Linked DNA regions of Homo sapiens: region 1 is linked to region 2. A link is an interaction called in ENCODE POLR2A ChIA-PET data of the cell type or tissue named here. Cell type or tissue: GM12878. All regions are shown on one strand.

The links. ChIA-PET counts read pairs that join two places held together with the same protein. Peaks named below come from ENCODE experiments on the same cell type or tissue, not always from the same donor. Only the 100,000 strongest peaks of a DNase experiment are listed, where the experiment ranks them.
Region 1: POLR2A ChIA-PET joins it to region 2 with 10 read pairs; 2 of 35 experiments call an interaction of 5 or more read pairs at or near these places.

What each region holds. Positions count from the first base shown.
Region 1 is chr6:81,863,956-81,871,955 of GRCh38, reverse strand. All of the region lies in intron 3 of LINC02542 (long intergenic non-protein coding RNA 2542), which reads left to right. Among named protein-coding and RNA genes, the nearest start is that of LINC01526, 54 kb to the right of the region's middle. In GM12878, no CTCF peak of the experiment used is centred here; no DNase peak of the experiment used is centred here.
Region 2 is chr6:81,993,370-82,001,369 of GRCh38, reverse strand. All of the region lies in intron 3 of LINC02542 (long intergenic non-protein coding RNA 2542), which reads left to right. Among named protein-coding and RNA genes, the nearest start is that of LINC02542, 100 kb to the left of the region's middle. In GM12878, no CTCF peak of the experiment used is centred here; DNase peaks (open chromatin) are centred at 3,699 and 4,792.

The DNA of each region.
Region 1 (8,000 bases), 130 kb after region 2:
TTTTTTTTCTTGTTGTTGTTTGTTTGTTTTGCTTTCCATTTGCTTGGTAAATATTCTTCCATCCCTTTATTTTGAGCCTATGTGTGTCTTTGCACATGAGATGGGTCTCCTGAATACAGCACACCAGTGGGTCTTGACTCTTTACACAGTTTGTCAGTCTGTGTCTTTTAATTGGGCCATTTAGCCCATTTACATTTAAGGTTAATATTGTTATGTGTGAATTTGATCCTATCATTATGATGCTAAGTGGTTATTTTGCCCATTAGTTGATGCAGTTTCTTCATGGTGTCAATGGCCTTTGCAATTTGGTACATTTTTGCAGTGACTGGTACCAGTTTTTCCTTTCCATGTTTAGTGCTTCCTTCAGGAGCTCTTGTAAGGCAGGCCTGGTGGTAATGAAATCCCTCAGCATTTGCTTGTCTGTAAAGGATTTTATTTTTCCTTCACTTATGAAACTTAATTTGGCTGGATATGAAATTCTGGGTTGAAAATTGTTTTCTTTTAGAATGTTGAATATTGGCCCCAACTCTCTTCTGGCTTGTAGGGTTTCTGCAGAGTGGTCAGCTGTTAGTCTGATGGGCTTCCCTTGGTGGGTAACCCGATCTTTCTCTCTGGCTGCCCTTAACATTTTTTCCTTCATTTCAACCTTGGTCAGTCTGATGATTATGTGTCTTGGGGTTGCTCTTCTCTAGGATTATCTTTGTGGTGTTCTCTGTGTTTCCTAAATTTGAATGTTGGCCTGTCTTGCTATGTTGGGAAGTTCTCCTGGATAATATCCTGAAGAGTGTTTTCCAACTTGGTTCCACTCTCCTCATCACTTTCAGGTACACCAATCAAACATAGGTTTGGTCTTTTCACATAGTCCCATATTTCTTGGAGGCTTTGTTCATTCATTTTCATTCTTTTTTTCTTTAATCTTGTCTTCATGCTTTATTTTGCTAAGTTGATCTTCAATCTCTGATATCCTTTCTTCCGCTTGATCAATTTGATTATTGATACTTGTATATGCTTCACGAAGTTCTCATGCTGTGTTTTTCAGCTTCATCAGGTCATTTATGTTCTTCTCTAAACTGGTTATTTTAGTTAGCAATTTGTCTAACCTTTTTTCAAGTTCTTAGCTTCCTTGCATTGGGTTAGAACATGTTCCCTTAGCTTGGAGGAGTTTGTTATTACCCCCTTCTGAAGAATACTTCTGTCAATTTGTCAAACTCATTCTCCACCCAGTTTTGTTTCCTTGCTGGCAAGGAGTTGTGATCCTTTGGAGGAAAAGAGGCATTCTGGTCTTCGGAATTTTCAGGCTTTTTGCGCTGGTTTTTCCTCATCTTTGTGAATTTATCTACCTTTGGTCTTTGATGCCAGTGACCTTTGGATGGAGTTTTTGTGTGGACATCCTTTTTGTTGATGTTGATGCTATTCCTTTCTGTTTGTTAGCTTTCCTTCTAACAGTCAGGCCCCTCTGCAGCAGGTCTGCTGGAGTTAGCTGGAGATCCACTCCAGACCCTGTTTGCCTGGGTATCACTAGTGGAGGCTGCAGAACAGCAAAGATTGCTGCCTGTTCCTTCCTCTGGAAGCTTCATTTCAGAGGGGCACCTGCCAGATGCCAGCCCGAGCTCTCCTGTATGACGTGTCTGTTGACCCCTGCTGGGAGGTGTCTCCGGGTCGGGAGGCACGGGGGTCGGGGACCCATTTGAGGAGGCAGTCTGTCCCTTAGCAGAGCTCCAGTTCTGTGCTGGGAGATCCACTGCTCTCTTTAGAGCCAGCAGGCAGGAATGTTTAAGTCTGCTGAAGCTGCACCCACAGTCACCCCTTCCCCCACGTGCTCTGTCCCAGGGAGATGGGAGTTTTATCTATAAGCCCCTTAATGGGGCTGCTGCCTTTCTTTCAGAGATACCCTGCCCAGGGAGGAGGAATCTAGAAAGGCATTCTGGCTACAGCAGCTTTGTGGTGCTGCAGTGGACCCCAGCCAGTATGAACTTCCTCGTGGTTTTGTTTACACTATGAGAGGAAAACTGCCTACTCAAGCCTCAGTAATGGCAGTCGTTCCTCCCTCCACCAGGCTCGAGCATCCCAGGTCAACTTCAGACTGCTGTGCTGGCAGCGAGAATTTCAAGCCAGTGGATCTTAGATTGCAGGGCTCCCTAGGGGTGGGATCCACTGAGCTAGACCACTTAGTTCCCTGGCTTCAGCCACCTTTCCAGGGGAGTGAACGGTTCTGTCTCGCTGGCATTCCAGGCGCCAGTGAGGTATGAAAAAAATCTCCTGCAGCTAGCTTGGTGTCTGCCCAAATGGCCGCCCAGTTTTGTGCTTGAAACCTAGGGCCCTGGTAGTGTAGGCAACCGAGGGAATCTCCTGGTCTGCGGGTTGCGAAGACCATGGAAAAGCTTAGTTTCTGGGCCAGAATGCACAGTTCCTCAAGGCACAGTTCCTCGCGGCTTCCCTTGACTAGGGGTGGGAGTTCCCTGACCCCTTGCACTTCCTGGGTGAGGGATGCCCCACCCTGTTTAGGATCGCCATCTGTGGGCTGTACCCATTGTTTAACCAGTCCCAATGAGAAGAGCTGGGTACCTCAGTTGGAAATGCAGAAATCACCTGCCTTCTGCATTGATCTTGCTGGGAGCTGCGTATCAGAGTTGTTTCTATTTGGCTATCTTGACAGCTACCCAAACTTATTTTTATAACAATTATTTTGTCAATGCTGAATTACCTAGTAATTAGCTTGACAATTTTTAAGAAAGTAATCCATTGGACCAAAAGAAACTCATGATATAACTAATGTCTTCGATTTTAATTACTCTTGAATATAAAAACAATAATAACAAAACAGCTTATGCTTAACAGGTTTGGTTATCTGCTCATTTTATTCAAAATGCTTAATTATCAATAGATGAATTTATATAAAGATACATAATTGAAAAAGAAATGAAGAACATATTCTTCATCAACACACAATTATATAGAAGTTATACAGAAACAGACGGGTAAAGTTATATCACAAACCGGGTGTTAAACGCATTACATAATTAAGAACGGGAAGTTAGAGAAAATGTGTGATCTCTTTGGAAGAACAGAATAAAGGACAAAAAACCCATTATAATGGAAAGCTGAAAAAAAAAAGAAACATAAATTAGGACTGAGATTGTAAATAGACTTGATGCTACCATCCTACAAGTCCACTTAAGCATCACTTGAGTATGTAGTCATGCTAAGAACAGTGTCAGGGATATTAGAGGTAAAAGGAGGTCCAGTTAAAGCTGTAAAGTGAAAACATCTGGACAATCAAGAAGAAAGAAACAGTTAACAACAAAAACCCTCAACAAAATAGCATATAAATACTAAATTGGACATTATTTTAAAAGATAAATAACATACCAGAAGAGAGATGAAGAAACTTTCAAAAACAAAATAAGAGGATAGAAGAATATTAAAAAGAATAGAAAGTTTAAAAAATACATAAAGGCAGAGCAAGAAATCTGGTATAAACTCATGCAAAATTATGGCTGTCCTAGAAACTGAAAATAATGTGTTAAAAAGAAGACAACCAAATCATATAAAATCATAATGATTGGCTGGTAACAATGTTTTCTTTTCCGCTACTCTGTGGTATGTGTCAGCTTTCAATAACTTTAAAGTGCTTTTTTCTTTACCCAAGTTGAAAATCATCAGGTAAATCTAGAAAAATTAGAATAAATAACTCTCTTCTTTTTCCAGAAAAGTCTTTGGCTTTATTTAGGATATTTTACCTCTGCCATTAGAAGGTGAAAATACAAATAACTAGTCCAAATGGAAAGTATTAATGGGAAGCTGAAAATTGTTTCAGTCAATCAACCAATCCATACTTACTAATTGAGCACTTAGTATGAGATCTGTGTTTGGGATGATAGAGATAACAAGTATGAGAATCTTTTATTTATAATTGAGGGTTTAAGAAATAATCACATTATTCAGTTCATAAAAAGTCATATTATATCTACATTAAATGCATTTGTTGATCTCTATCTAGTTATTATATAAGATGCAAAGATAAGTAAGGCAGCCTTACCACTATCAGCAAAACAAAGGTGGTTCCAATATTTGAACAGCTGATGCAGTTTATTGTTTGAATTAGAGATCTGCTTCTCTGTAGCTGTAAATTTATAGATACACTTCAGTTTCTTTATCTATAAAATGGAGATAATGCCTACTCTATAGAATATAGAAAATATACTGCTCAGTAAATATCCATGTGCTTCCTCACATTTCCCACCTCCTTTGCAGTTACATTTAGACATACAAGTAATTCTGGTCAGTGGGCTGTTAATAAAAGTGATGTGTGCCACTTCTAGTCCAAAGAATTTGAAAGCTGCGGTGCAATGTGTAGCTGTTTTGTATTGCAGTGATGTGAAATCTGAGGATGACTACCCTGGAAATTTACCTGACCCACACTGGATTAGAATAAACTTTTGTGTGTCAGAAATAAACTTTTGAGTTGTCAATTGTGTTGAATTTCTATTTGTCATAGATTTGTGGGGCCAGTGTTGACCAATGTACAGGGTTACTTTGAAGATCATATGAGATGATGCATGTAAACTTCTTAGTATAGTGTCTTGCACAGAGTAAGCAATCAATAAATGAAAGCCATCATTATTTACAGACTTTCCTAAATAGAATTAGTTATTAAAAGCTTTTTCTGTCCAGGCAAGGTGGCACATGCCTGTAAGCCAAGTTCTTTGGGAGACTCAGGTGGGAGGATCTCTTAAGGCTGGGAGTTGGAGCAGCCTAGGCAACATAGTGAGATCCTTGTTTCTACAAATAAGAAAAAGTATTAGCTCAGAGTGGTGACATATACTTGTAGTCCTTGCTATTTGGGAGGCTGAGGTGGAAGGATCACTTTATCTCAGGAATCTGGAATTACAGTGATCACATCACTGCACTTCAGCCTTGGCAACAGAGCAAGACCCTGTCTCAAAACGAAACAAAGGAAAAACAAAAACAAAAGTTCTTCTTCTTTTTTTTTTTTTTTGGTTATAAAATAAGTCAGTATGGGAAAGAAAACTCTAGAATATGTTGGCAGAAAATTTCCAAAGCTACTTCATGCTTTTACTTTCTCTAACTTTTTTTTCAAATTGAATACACTTAATCTTTTTGATAGGAGTGGCTACTCATTGAACTTGTACTTTTTGTAAACAAAGTATATGTTTTTGGTCAGAGATCTCTAAGGTTTTTATTTATGGATAATTCATTGCTCCAAACCAATGGTGAAAACTAGTGATCTTTCAAACATGGGAACACCCTATAATTTTCTTCTGGCATTGCAACAATTTGATGTTCATCTTTCTCTTTTCTGGCTGAACCTATATACACTTAAGTACAGGATCACATTAAGAAAATGCTCAGACCACATGTAAACAACCTGTGGCTAGACAATTCCTGAACCCTATGCAATGTCCAATTTTCAAAGGATGTAAGCTTCTGTGTTGTTTTCTCTACCATGTATTTTTCCACAAAAGTCCTACTTACTACTTTATCATGAACCGATGTATTTGGGCATAAGTCTAGACATGCTGTGATTTTAAAGAAGTAGATCATTTCCTGCCTACCCTATACTTTTGCCCTCTGGAGAGGGGATTTGGACATCTCCTGGGCCCTGAGACCCAGCTCTCTGGGTGTGTCTAGATAGAACTCCCAAATTAAAAAGATTCGGGGAAAAGATTTGGAAGGATATGAAGGAATTACAATAAGTTTGAATCATCTGCAGATGAAAATAAGATGACCATAGTAAGTCATGAAGAAAAGGGCAAGGAGAGTTGAATTAGGTTTATTCAATTGATGATCAGTTTTTATTTTTTATTAAGTAAAGCTGCCACTTTAAAGGAAATAAAAAATGTGAATGTATTTGATAAATCAGATGACTCCGTAACATTCAAGTGTGAGTTGGTGGAAAAACAAACCAAGAGTGTCTGTTCTTTTAGTCAGTGGATTTATAAACTAAATCAGGAAGCTGTTTCCCTCAGCTTTTCTCCCATTCCCTTTCCCTCAGTAGTGAAGATATGACTCATCAGGATTGATTATACAGCTGACTAAAACAACCAGGAGAAGGCATGATGAGTGGTGAGAGGTGGGGGTAAACAACTGTCATTTAAATACTGCAGAAACATCTCCGTCTATGGTTCCTATGCAGGAGATTTCTCCCAAGCATGTTTCAGAGCTTAGAGGTGGGCATAAGAGGCCACGTGGGATATTCTGTCAGGATGGGCAAGGCCTCAGTTGAGGGCCACAGCATGTCATCTGGATGGGTTCTGGCCACAGCACATAAGGCCAGAAATCTGAATGAAGAAAATGACAGTTGCTCTTATGGAAGGATGCGAGCACAAGGCTGGGAGGGGAATTAATGCAGTGGATGATGGCATCACGACACAGGCTGGCAGAATGGCTGAAACAAACAAGAGAAGCTTTAACAAAGATAAATACAAAAGATGCAGACAGAGTGTGAGAAAGAAAATAATAAAGTAAAATAAAAATTCTGATTGTAGGTTAGATTATTAATAAATATTCATATTATCAAACTGTGCATGAACTTCTAAAAATGGGTTGAAGTAGTTCAACATAGAACACAAAACCTTAGAAAGTCTAGAAAATGAATCTAAATGACTCATATTTTTAAAAAACTAAGAATAATATGCTACTTTTCACTAGTCAGATGTACAAAGATAAATCAAGTTTGATAGTAGGGTGTTGGCTCTGGGATGGGCAAAGAAACATTCGTAAATCCTATTTCTGTTGTTGTAAGCCCTTGATAGAGCAATTTGGAAATTGGTACCAAAATTTAAAATAAATATGCCCTTTAAACACAGCAATTTCTAGCTATAATTTCATATGTTCAAAGACACACACATAAAGATACACCAATTTACAATCTTTTGCAGCCTTTTTCGTTATTGCACAAACTGGACACTACTAATAGTGCCAATAAGGGACTGAATAAATTGTTTTATGTAATGTAATGGAAAACTTTGTAGTACATTAAAAATACATCTATATATGCTAATAGAATATGATAGAATATGAGATAATCTCCACATGTTGTTAAATGACAAAGCAGTTTGCCATTTAACATATATATAGTCTACATATAGTTTTCTCTAATACTGAAGGAAAGATAAAGGAAATTGAGTCTTCAGGAGGTAAACAGAAATGCATTGTTGGGAAAAGAAAGGGTGTTCCAAGCATCCAGAACAGAGTGTGCAATTAATGTAAGTGTAAACTAGTATGAATTTCCAGGAAATAGTGACTAGTCCACTTAAGATACATACCAAAGCACCTAGTTGCTAATTTTATATTGTTTTCTCCCTTGAATTCTGGTGCATGTGCCAGAGTAAATGTGTACAATATCCAAAAAATAAAACAATTCCTGGTTACCTAGAGTAACTACTAACATTGTTAGAAATGATTCAGACAAACATATTGATAGGGCCTGAACACATAGAGAACTCCTTAGCTTTCAGTAGTAGAATTCATCCACTCCTCCCAAGAGTAGAGATATGAAAGCTTTTAGTTAGAGCACGAAATCAACTTTAACTATCTCCTATAGTAACAAGGGAATCAACGCCAACCTTTTAAGTAAACAGGTACCTATGCTGTTTAAATATTTGCACCAATTGACAATGGAGGCAAATATTTACCTACATTCTGGTAAATATGGCAATTTAAGTTTCCTTCTATGAAATTTTGAGCTAATTCTGGGGACTTTTTTTGTTGTGTGTGTAACTTGTAGTTTTACACTATTATACTGTATTTATCCTAATTTGTAGATTCAAATTTATAATATATTTGCTTGGATGAGGTTTGTTTTAGAATCATAGTCTCAACTTCATAAGTGTTTTAGAATCATAGTCTCAACTTCATAACTGGTTAAGCTAGAAATGGTACCAGAGTTAATACTGGGTATCATACCATGAACTAAAGTGTAAAGTTGGCAAATACATTTTGTGTCCTGTTCATAAAGGATCCTATCTTAATGGGTC
Region 2 (8,000 bases):
GATTTTTTTGTAGTGGTATGCTTTTATTCCTTTATCTTTTGTGCATCTAATACAGATTTTTTCTTTGTGATGATCATGAGTCTTACATAAAACATCTTATAACAGTATTTTAAACTTATAACAACTTAATTTTAATTACATATGAAAACTCTAAACTTTTATTCACCCCATTTTATGTTATTGATTTCACTACTGACATCTTTTTATAATATGTAATCATTAACAAGTTATTGAAGCTATATTTTTTAAAACTTCTGTCTTTTTAACCTTAACACTAGACTAAAAATGATTTCTGCACCATCATTACAGTATTATTGTACTGTGAATTTACTCTATATTTACTTTGACCAGTGAATAACAGCTTGCTGGATGCAATATACTTGGTTGGTGATTGTTTTCCTTTGACACTTTGAATATATCATTCCATTCTCTCCTGCCTGCAAGGTTTCTCCTGAGAAATGTTCTGATAATGTTATGCAGCTTCCTTTGTAAGTGATGAGATGAGCAGCTTTTCTCTTGCTGATTTCAAAATTCTCTGACTTTGATTTTTGACAATTTGATTAAGATGTGACTCAATGAAGATCTCTTTATGCTCAACCTATTTGGAGTTCTTTGGGTTTCATGTAGCCACATGTTCATTTCCTGCTCCAGATCTGGGAAGTTTTGTGTCATCATTTCTTTCTTTCTTTCTTTCTTTCTTTTTTTTTTTGAGATGAAGTTTCATTGTTGTTGCCCAGGCTGGAGTGCAATTATGTGATCCTGGCTCATTGCAACCTCTGCCTCCCAGGTTCAAGTGATTCTCCTGTCTCAGCCTCCTGAGTAGCTGGGATTACAGGCATGCACCACCATGCCTGGGTAATTTTTTGTATTTAATACAGACAGGGTTTCACCATGTTGGTCAGGCTGGTCTTGAACTCCTGGCCTCAGGTGATCCACCCTGCTCAGCCTCTCAAAGTGCTGGGATTACAGGTGTGCACCACCACACCCGGTCATCATCATTTCTTTAAATAACCTTCTAGCCTTTTTCTTTTTCTCTGATCCTTCTGAGATTTCCATGATATGCTTATTGGTCTGCTTGACAGTGTCCCATAAGTCCTATATGCTTTCTTCACTCTTTTCATTATTATTGTTATTATCTTTGTTCCTCTGACTGGGTAATTTCAAATGATCTGTCTTAGTGTTTGCTGGTTCTTTCTTCTACTTGACTGATTCTTCTATTGAAGCTCTCTATTCTTTTTTTCACTTTAGACATTGTATTCTTTGGCTCCAGAATTTGTTTGGCTCTTTTTTTGTGGTTTCTCTGTCTCTATTGAACTTCCGATTTTCTTTTCATGTATTGTTTTCCTGATTTTGTCTAGTGTTCTGCACTCTCTCATAGTTCACTGAGCTTTAGGATGGCTATTTTGATTTACTTATCATGGAATTTATAAATCTCCCTTTCTTTGGGGTTAGTCCACTGGAGCTTTATTTTGTTACTTTGGTGCTGCTATATTTCCTTGATTCTTTGTGCTCCTTGTAGACTTGTGTTACTCTTGTTGCATTTGAAGAAGTAATCGTCTTCTCTACTCTTTACTGACTGGCTTCAAGAGAGAAAGACCTTCACCAGCAAGCCCAGCTAGAGATTCTGGGAGTCTCTCAGACTTTTTCTGGATGTATCAATTTTACTCTTCTTGTTCTCTATAAGAGGAGAAATTTTAGGGGTTGTGTGCTGTCTCTGGATTCTGCAACACCAGGTCTGGTGCTATGAGGCTCCCATTTATTTTTCCTAGGGCAATGTTCAAGGTTATTCAAATCAGCAGGGTTGAGCTGTCTGCTAAGATCCACACCTTCTGTTGAGATATGTGTGCTATGAATGGGATTTTATGTGGGCTATGCACAGGGTACTGTCCATGGGGAGGGCATGTGGGGTCCTGGAGGCATGTGTCAGCTGATTATGATGGTCCTCAGGTGAGTCATTCTGCGGGCAAACCTCTTGGTGGAATGTGAAAGCTGATTAATAGGATTTATGTCTAGCCTTTTCAGTGCGTCCACTCTTGGATTTTGTGTTCCCCTGGAGTGCTGAAATATCAGTTAGACTCTGTGATTCCCACAAAGATATACTCATCCATGGGTAGTTACCAAAATTGGTGTTTTGGCGGGGCATGACATCTAGAATCTCCTAATCCATCATCTTGCTGACATCCCTCCCTGTTTTCATTGTTGTTATTTTATTTAATTAATTAATTTTTTTTTGAGATGGAGTTTCACTCTTGTTGCCGAAACTGGAGTGCAAGAGCACAATCTCGGCTCACTGCAACCCCCACCTCCTGGGTTCAAGTGATTCTACTGCCTCAGCCTTCCCGAGTAGCTGGGATTACAGGTGCGTGCCACCACACCTGGCTAATTTTTTGTATTTTTAGTAGAAACAGGGTTTCACCATGTTAGCCAGACTGGTCTTGAACTCCTGACCTCAGGTGATCTGCCCGCCTTGGCCTCTCAAAGTGCTGGGATTACAGGTATGAGCCACCGTGCCCAGCCTTCGTTGTTCTTATTATTATTATAAGATGTCCATTTATCTTCATGTATAGCTGATAATGCTCCAGTTTTTATTCTCATGGTGATTCATATGGGAAAAGTTAGTTTGTATGATTATTTAGGAGTCATCGTTCCTTCATTTTAGACAGTTTTGCTTACTTTTTAGGAAAAAAAAACAAAATTTGATCTAACCTAAATGTGAATTATGATTCAGAAGAGTGGAAGGCATTATCATTTCTGTGGCTTCAAATACCAATGTTGCTTGTTTATCTGTGTTGCTAAGGTTGACTTTTGTTGCTCTCCCTCATGTATTGGGATTAACCACACTGACTGAATGGGGATTCTTATGGTTTGAATTCTGTCCCCTCTAAAAATATTGAAGTCCTAACTCCCAGTACCTGTAAATTTGACCTTATTTGGAAACAGGGTCTTTGTAGATGATCAAGTTATGGTGAAGATTGCATCTTTATAACAAAGAGAAGTTTGGACATGGAGATACATGCGCACAGAAAGAATGTCATGTGTAAATTGGAGTTAGGCTCCCCAAATCCAAGGAACTCCCAGAAGCTAGGAGACAGACCTGGAACCATCCTTCTAAGGTTGATGCCTTTGGGGTGAACATCCTGCTGACACCCTAATCTCAGGTTTCAGGCCTCCAGAACTGTGAAACAATAAATTTCTGTTGTTTGAGCCACTCGGTTTGTGGTACTTCGTTAAAGCTGACCTAGAAAACTAATAAAGGGCTATTATATAGGAATCCATACTTTTCATGGTTGCCCCATTAGCACTCTATATTAAAAGTTCTATATTAGGAGAGTTTGAGGGAGCACAAACTGTCAAAACCACACCTAGGAGAAGTTTATTTCAGAAACAGAAATTAAAGAGTCACTCAAGCTGGTAAATGTACTGAGTCTTTAGGCCCATTATACTAATCTGTCTCTGATGTGCCTGGCCCATGGGAGTTACTTGTAACTTATGAGATGCAAAACCCTGTTGGGCTCATATGTGACTGGGAAGTGCCCATCATTCATTCATTTCTATTTTATTAGATCTTAGGATATTTAATGTGCCAGTATTCAGAGTAATAAAGATAGAGCTGTGAGTAAAAGTCTGCCAGGAAATTGGTAATGAAAATACTTTTGTGGGTGACACAGCAATTTCACCCACTCACATTTAACTGAAAAGTTCTCTTCATAGAGACCAGATAACCCAAGCTGTGCTGTGCTGTTTGACACGTACATATTTCCCCTTTCATCATAATTACTCTGCTGGCCAGTGTGTGGGTACTGTTTTTTTTCCCCTTGAGGAGCAAGTTTTTTTTTTTAAGAGAGGAGGAAGAAAGACAGGAAAGTTGTTTGCTTGAGTGTAGAAATGCCATCGTGAAGTAAGACATTTTAAAAAATTCTCTTATTTCTGGCATGCTGCGTAGTTGTAATTCCACAGTATATAGATTACTTTAACATAGCTAGAAGCAGCTTGATTACATTTTATATCGGGGTAAAAATGCCCCTGGCTATTGGTATACAGCTGGGAAGGAATTTTATGGCTGAACTGAAGCAAATCTGAAAAGTGAGGAGGCCTGACTAAACCCTCTTTCATCATGCCACTAAAATCACTGTTTAGTGTTAGTTTCTGAACCAAGGTATGAGTCACAAATTTAAAAAGCCTCAAGAATATGTGCTTGCAAAATAATGTGTACCACTTTCCTTTACTGGAAAAAATTAGCTGATATACATTTAAGACTTATAAATGAGATATAAAGTCAAATAGTAGTGCATGCCTGCTATGTCTAAGGACTTTGCTGGGCCCTGTAAGAAACACAAGGAAGGGTAAGTTAGGTGTCTAATCTGAAGAATCTGAATGCCTATCCAAGAAGTCAGGTCAAATATAGTTAAAATGTTAACAGGAGACTGAGTAGTATATAATCTGAGTCAAATGGATGATATAGCAGACAGTAAATGCAATAGGAATTCAAAAGAAGGAAAGGTCACATTAACTCAATCAGTTATTCATTCGTTCTTTTGATCAGCAAATATTTATTGAGTATGTATTATATGTCATGTACTGGCCTGAGTGAAACAATTTAATATGCACATGGCATCCAGTATGAATGCGGCAGTCTAAGTTCTTGATTACAGTCACACCTGTGATCTGACCTTCTCATCTGACCTCTACTTTAACCCCATTTTACAGATGAGAAAATCAAGACTTAGCACTCAAAAAAACAAGCTAACTAATTCAAATGAGTATTTGAGTTAAACCTGATGGTTTGAGTAACAGTTTTCAGAGATGACTCAGAGGTATGAGGTCTGGGTGCTTGAGAGGCCTATGAACCAAAATAGTCATCGAGTGAGTGTGTGTTTAGGGGAGATGAGAAATTTTATTTTAAATATATTGAGTTAAAAGCAATGGTGGGATGTCTATGCGAACCAACCACTTCGTCTTTGGAGATGTGGGCCTGCATCTTTGATAGCTAAAGATTTGGGTGGCATACATATAGAAATGATAATTGAAGTATTAATAGTCAATGAGTTTTCCAGAAGAAGTAGTATGAATATTTGAGAGAGGGGGCAAAGGTTCCAACCTTGTGAAAAGCCTGTGTTTGGGGAGGTGGGGAAGGATTGACAAAAGCAGTCATCAAAGTGACCAACAAGAAGGAATAGCTTCAGGAAATGCTGCCTCATCCCAGAGGTTGATAGCATTACTTCAAGATGAAACATGTTAAAAACTACAAGGAATGCAAGGAGAAAGAGGGCAAAACAGAAACAGAAAAAGGGCCTTTGAGGATAGCAACAATGCAGATTTGTGGTTCTTGGGAAGGTTCAGTGAAGAAGGAGGAGCCAAACCAGATTACTTTAAGAGATGGGAGCATAGAGAGGAATGAAAGTAGTGGATATAAACTATTCAACTGGGGGGAATTTAAAAAATTTAAGTGTGAAATCTTTCAACTGAAAAGTAATTATCCAATGTTGTTTTTCACTTTGTCCAAAGATTAGATTAATATTACCCTCCTAATGAAATGAAAGCAGCATTCTACTTTCCTGATTCCTTTAATTGCTCTTACTGCAATGTTGGCAGACTGCTTTAGGGAATTATCTGAAATCTGATTCCTATTAGATTCAGAATTTAGTCATCATCATGGTTCAGAGAGTAAGACATGGAAGAACAAAATCAACAAAGATCATGCCCTGTGCCAGATCAGAGAGAAGAGGAATACTGTGCTCTTTCATGGCAGGTCCAGTGCTTTTGGTAGTCTCCATTTATTCCCACTGCCCAGCAAGTCTCAGCACGTGGCAAATGCTTTACAATATTTATTTGATGTAATGTGGAAGTATTAATTGTGGAGATAATGATTTTACTGTGCATACTTCTTTTTGGACTCTTTAAACATGAATTACCTGGTGGCATCCAGGATCGAAGGCTTAAAGGCAGTGTTTAAACCAAAAGGCCATCACTAATAAGCTCACTACAAAAACAAAGACTACATGAATCTAATGGCTTTATGCTATTCTCCAATTTGCCACCTTTTTAAAGGTTTTTAGAGCTTAGATGTGGAAATTTTTCAGGTGAGTAGAGTTAAGATGATGCTGTAATGCATCAACATGACTTAAAGCAGATGAAACATTTTCTGTTACCCCTCTTAGAATGACCAAGTCATGTTTTATTTACAATTTACATTCACCTTTTCCTAAAGGGGTTTGATGTGCCATATAAAACTATATTAATGTAAAAGTTACAAGTAGGATTAGAAAGAAGAGTAGAGCAGCAAGCATCTGTAAGGGACAGAGAGAGGACATGTTTTTAGACTGTTAAAATAAAACCTTTTTTATAACAGGACATTGAGTTTGCCTCTTTGTGTTTCCTGGTAGCTCAGGCAAAGCTGAAATAGTTTGGATATAATTTTATTGTTGGTTAAAATAATCACAGGAACCAAGCTCTAGGAGGAATCTGTCATGCAGTTTCTTACATAGGTGGTTTGGAGGAACACAGCAGTCAGTGTTTTAAGCACAAAATCACGCAATACCCAGGTAAAATGTTGAACAAAGTACCTTTTATGTTGCCCTCTATAAAGTTTGAAGGTGTAACATTAAATTGAACCCCAGGGAAGATACTTCCACTGGAGCATGGGAGAGAGTAGTTGCCAGATAGTGAATTGCTTTTTTTAAAAAAACTGTTTATATACTTTTGTATTATGAAAGTAATTCAAGTAGATAAATCTATAAAGATAAAATAAAAAGAAATGCATTTATAATTTCAACATCACTTTGTCGAAATATTAGCAAACTAATATTTGCTTTGTTGCCACAATGAATAAATGCATGTGTCTAAACATATGAATATAAATTTACATATGGTATACAGATGTATATTATGAATGAGAACATATAGTGCATATAAGCATTTGGAATTGAGATATATCTATGTCTATATATCTATATGGATATATGATTTTGTATTAGTCTTCCATTTAATAAAAAATCATGCCCATTTCCTCATGAAAACTATTTTAATGGTTAATAATTCTTTATGCAAATAATTTATAATTCATTGAACTCTCAGTTGTTGGGAAATTTGTGTTTTATTTTATTAAGGATATTATCGCTGTGATATTTGTTGCAAATACATTCATAGTTTATGATTTGCCTTTTAATTTAATCTTTGGTATTAGAAACTTTCATTTTTATTTAGTCAATCTTTTCCATTGTAATTTTGTTTCTGCTTTTTTTCCATAAAGTCTTCCTCGTCTGGTTCATTTTTCAACTTTGAAAAGCTGAAATTTAGCTAGGCAATGATTATGCCTACTAAAACCTAGACTTAGGCAAGTTATGATTTTTAACAAGAAAAATATAATATTCCCAGGCAGAAGAATGTAATTTTAAGTAGTGAAGAGAAAAAAATATGACCGAAATGATAAAGTCCCAAGTCTTACTAGGAAGACTTTTCCCTTTACGTTTTCTTCTTTGCTATAGTTTGAAATGTCTTCCCCACTCCAAAGTGGTATGAATGTGTTTCTAAATTTTCTTCTAGTTCTTTTATACTTTCACCTCTTACACTTAAATTTTATTCATTTGGATTATTTAACTTGGTATATGTGAATACATCTAAATTATTTTATTTCAAAATGAACCTGAATCTCAGCACCATTTTTAACAAATCACCCTTTCCCACTGATGTGAAATGTTATTTGCTAATGTTCTGTTACACTCTATTTCTTAGGACTCCTGCCCAGTCCTAGCGTTTCTAACCAAAATTGTGTATAGCTTTCTCTTTACATCTTTGTCCTTTTAATTTTGTGAAATTTTGATATTGGGAATGGCTTTGCTTCACTAAATGTATTAAAAATAGCATTCCAAATGTTTTAGTACTCCAAAATGGCTTATAGATCGTAAGAAATATCTGTTCCTTGACAGTTGAAGGATCTTGCTTATAAAACTGTTGGATTCTATAGCATTCTTTGAAGGCAATTCTTCAAATTAAAACATAAT